Linked DNA regions of Homo sapiens: region 2 is linked to region 1. A link is a loop called in an ENCODE intact Hi-C map of the cell type or tissue named here. Cell type or tissue: PC-9. All regions are shown on one strand.

Evidence for each region. Peaks named below come from ENCODE experiments on the same cell type or tissue, not always from the same donor. Only the 100,000 strongest peaks of a DNase experiment are listed, where the experiment ranks them.
Region 2: it touches region 1 in a loop (3-fold over the local background); 2 of 110 quality-filtered maps call a loop at or near these places.

The regions. Positions count from the first base shown.
Region 1 is chr6:128,724,548-128,727,047 of GRCh38, forward strand. No RefSeq gene overlaps it. Among named protein-coding and RNA genes, the nearest start is that of LAMA2, 160 kb to the right of the region's middle. In PC-9, CTCF peaks have their summits at 1,278 (motif pointing right) and 1,480; a DNase peak (open chromatin) is centred at 1,294.
Region 2 is chr6:128,366,954-128,369,453 of GRCh38, forward strand. All of the region lies in intron 2 of PTPRK (protein tyrosine phosphatase receptor type K), which reads right to left. Among named protein-coding and RNA genes, the nearest start is that of PTPRK, 150 kb to the right of the region's middle. In PC-9, no CTCF peak of the experiment used is centred here; a DNase peak (open chromatin) is centred at 1,368.

The DNA.
Region 1 (2,500 bases):
GATATAGGAGAAAAATAAATAGAAAAATCTACTTGCAACCAAATTCAGGGACTTTGGAGGGTTTAAATGACTAACACAAAATGTTTGCTGGTAGAACTGGCACTTAGAAAGCATAAGATACCAACTGTAAAGATCTCACCAAGCAAAAGGCTCTCTTTTCATGGAAGCAGTAGAACAGTGAGAAAATAAATTCAAATCCTAAGAACTAACCGTGTTGTATGGATGATGGATGATGTGTCTTCAGTTATTGTTAATATAAAATTTCTATTGTCCTTTTAAATTCCACCTACCATATTAAATTGGCAGTTTCATCGCCATATTCCAATTCCTTCTCATGCTTAATTCCCTCATCATTCTGTACTGTTTCTTCTCATGTCCGTACAAGTACAAGGAAGTGGCAGAGCTGTCCTCAGCACAAACTTTGCCTAAGCGTCTCTTATGCCACTTTGGCACCTGAGACTCAAAAGGGGAGCATGAAACGTCTAATTTTTGCTTAGCTCTGTGCTGGTGCCAAGCCAGCTCCAGTCAAGAGATTTAGTAAATAATGGCAATAAAACTTATTAAGAAAGAATGTCAGGGCTTTCCTACATACTGTATATTTTTTTTCTCCAGGAAGAATTTCCCTTCAAATGTAAGATTTCCCTGTCCTAGCATGTGCGCTTTTTGCCAAAATCTCCTCTTGTTGAGTGACAATGAGTTCAAATGATGCAGTAAGTCACTTTTGACCTCTCATTTCATTCATTTTGTCACAAGTGACAGGTGTTTAAGCTGAACTATTTTCCTGCTTCTGCAGGACTAATGACCTTGAGCTTGTGAAGGTAAATTTTTTGAGGCAAAAACTAGTAAGGAAGTAAATGATTCTCTCAAGATTTCCTTACTAAATACTTCACAGAAGTCTAATGCTGCGGCTTAAGTATGAATTGTCATCTTCAGTACAATGTGGAGTTAATATTTAGCCTTTATTTTTTTTCCTTGACTAGTTTTCTCTTTGCTCACTCAAGCAAATCTTGTGCCTTTTCCTTTTATGTTATTCATTTTTGATTTGTACACTTTTCATCAGTGAAGGGGAGTTTCTGTGGGAGGAATTGTTGTCATTTGAAAGATTCTCTTAAAGCATTTGAATGATATCTTAAATAATAGCGATTTATGTGTCTAAAGGCAATTAAGGTAAATAAATTCAGTATTTTGACTTTTTAAAATAATGCATGTTATTGAATTCTTCCCCACATTGTTGAAACTTTGCATGAATTTGGTTTCTAAAGGCCAACGCTAGGGGTCACCCTTCCTTATTTTAAAGTTTTAGTCATTGTCCAGAACCCACTGACAGCCCATTAATCTCCAAAGAAAGTAAGGAATTTTGTAAAGAAAAGCAAAAGACTTTGGCTCTAAGAGTGCTAGTAATGTTGCTTTTTGTCCTTGCCCTGTCCTGAAGCCCAAATTTGTAACAAAATTTTATGAATGAGGAAATGATGTTGAGCTTTTGGGGGGCAAAAATATTCTGAGAATAAAAATTTATTCAGCTTGAGGTAGGACTAAAAAAAATAAGCATTTTAGAGTATTATTTATAGGGTATTATTTGAAACCATTAAATTTAAAAATGCATTTTTAATTTAATAACCTGTATTATAGATATGATACTGAGTTTACTTAAGAAAATAGTACAAATGTCTTCATAAAATGAAATGGGAGGACTTAATGATTATGCATATCAGACTATGGGCTTATAAAAGTTAGCTGAGAATGAAATTTTAGATAAAAAGTGTATGCTGAAATATATAATGTTTGTTCATGCTTTTTTGTTTGGCGTGTGTGTGAGTGTCTGGTTGAAAGAATATTTCCATGTATAATGATGCAAAGAATTTGCATAGTAGAAATCACTAGTTCATAGATTTGCTCTGCAGTTGTTTTGAAGGTAAGTTTAATAATTTTGTCAGGAAGCTGGTGTCTCACTCTGTCCCTATTTCTTCTTAGCTGGATTATTTCACACATAATATGGCTCTAAAAGAGATCACAATTCTCTCCAACAGTCTTGAACTGTTTTTGCTTTCATTTAAAAACAGTTACCTCTGCCCTTATACTTTTTCCTTGTTTTGAAAGTGTTCCCATTGATCTTTTATTTCATTCATCCAGATTATAAAGATAATAATCTCAGTTATGAAATGTTTATTTGCTAAGCACAGAGGCTTCGCATCTTCATTTTCGAGGTGAAGAAACTGAGGCACAGTAATGTAAATGGAATGCCAGAAGCAGGATCTGAACTGAGGCTGCCAGACACCAGAATATATGAATACATTCCTAAACTTTAGGTTGTGCCGAATTGGCTACCCAACCACAAAACTGCATATCAGTTACACAGCACACATGCATAAGTGCCCCCAAAGCACCTAAACATGAGGTGGGAAATGCACAATTACCAGGAATTTTCTGAAGATACTGATGTAATTTCAAATGAATGATTCTAACAGTGGCATTTTGGACACAGTAGTGGGATCAGTAGAGT
Region 2 (2,500 bases), 360 kb before region 1:
AGATAGATATCTTCATAGAAACAGGCTCCCAACACCAAGCAAACTTCTCGTTTGATGCTCAGCAGCCCCAGCACTGCAGGGAAGCTAGCTGGGTTGGACCTACTATATTATAGTACCTTGGTCTCTATGTGCCACCTTCTTTAAGGATGTAAACTCCATAAGCGAAGAATAATCTACTACTCTGTTGACTTTTCTAACCCCATGCCTGGTATATGGTAGGCCCTTAATAAATATCTGTTGATGTATGGTTAATTTAAATGCAGTTCTACTATATTCTGCATGCTGGTTTTCCAACACTGACAATTGGCGACGCTGAATTATCCAGGACTCCATCCCAAACCCTCCCCATTTAATTCTAACCAGTTTGTCAGCATTTACTTAAAGAGAGATTTCCAATATCACAGGATTCTAGAATCCAAGGAGTATGTAAAACCAGCCATTAGAATACCCACTTGGGCCCAAAGTAGTAGAAGGCTCAAAGCCAACTATCGACAAATTCAGTGACTTAACCTAATGTATCCAATATTATCCAACCTGACATAACTTGCAGCACTTTTAAAAACACCAATACCCTGGCCCTCACTTAAATTTAAGTGGTCTCAGGGCGGGCCTGGCACAGTTTGCTTTCTTAGCTTCCAAAAGAATCTAAACCGTCAAGTATGATCACCTCTGACCTTTGACTAATCTCCGAATCAAGTGTTGGCACAAGGCCAATACTACAATAAAAGATAATATTAAGTATGGTGATAGAGAGCATTTCTCCTTCTAAATTATTTCATATATAAATCAAACCACTAACTTGGGCCTCATTAATACTAGGTCCCTACATCAAACACAGGTTTCTTAGCACATAATAGCAATACTGAAATGGAAACCATTAACTACTATAAAAATTACAAAGTAATGTCCTACTTGAGAGTTTGAGAGAGCCTTCGGGAAAAAATATTCTCACTTTAATGATTTACAATGTTAGTTCAATTTTATAAAGCAATTAAATGAAGCAAATCCAGTACTTAATTTTTGAAATTTGACTCTCTAATGTGCATACATAACCTTCCCATGTTCACAATAAAAAATAATGCAAAATGCACAGATGTCCTCTCATTCCAAAATTGCTGAGTTTGTTTTGTAAGTCACTGGATTTAAATCTACAGGTGTCAGAAAATTAACAGGTCCCAATTTCACTGAAATATAGACATGAAAAGCAAAGGCTCACACACAGGGACAACAGAAAGCAGAGACTAAATTTAATGAATAAATTTAGGGTGACAGAGAGCAGAGAATATAAACTGAAGGAGGAACTAAGATGAAAAGAAAGGGATAGAGCCATGATCAACACTTACTCTATTTAAACAAACAAAACAAAATCCATTCATGTAAGAGGAATTCCAATAAAAGGAGAGATGTATTAACAATAAACTGTTCTGTTAAAAAAGAAAAAAAAAAAACGTCAAAGTGCAGACAAATCTGTGACGAGGCCAATGACCAAGATCCTGCTTTTACTGGTTGCTTCCTCTGACTAGTTGGAGCTTCCTTTGAATAATCCTAATTTTCCCCCAATGAAACTTTATCATTCCTGTCAACTCACTTCCAATTTATTTTTAACACAAAATAAATGCTACTAACTCAAGATTGCTACTAACTGGAATGAGGAGTATCTGAGTCAGAAATTATTTTCCTTTAACTCTTTAGGACCACAAAACCTAGAGTGAGGGGTGAGCCATGACAATTGTCACCTTAACTCCAAGTAGCTACGTGCTCTTCACCAAGCAAGTACTGCTACTTCTCTGCAACTAAGTTTCCATGTCTGTAAAGTAAGGCATTTGGACTAGGTTTCTACAGTACTCTCTAGTTCCAAAGTACAATACAATTATAGACTACAATAATGGTCTTTAAAATTCAGGCACCAGGAAGTCTTTCCATTATTCAGAGGCTATAGAAGAATAAAACTCTTCACTCTATTTAAAAAAACAAAACAAAACAAAAAACAAACAAACAAAAAAAAAAACACACACACAGCAATAACAACAAAAAAATCACCCAAGAGCTAAACTACATAGTTGACTTAATTCACGTTCTTTTAAAGAGCCTTGGCTTTGCATGCAGTTTAAATTCTACCATCACTTCACAAGTCAAGTTTCCTGCCTTTAAAAGATATATTACACATTTTACCAAGGGAAAGAGGTTATTTCCCCATTACTGTCCCACCACTCTTTCCTTGAAATTTTACAGAATCATTTCCCACTTCTATATTCCTGAAGAAAAGGTGGCAGTTTTGAGAAGTGCAGTAATGATTATAGAGAGTGAGCTCTTTTCCAAAGTACAGTTTAACTTTGAAGAGAAAAATGAAAATATTCCATATGTAAATAACGTTTAAAGGCAGGGAACCCCAGGTAAAACCTCAGATATAAGAACAATATAGATAGACATTTTACAAGAACAATATAGATATTTTATAAGACATTCAAAATATATCAGATCCTGGTCTGATAAATAGGAG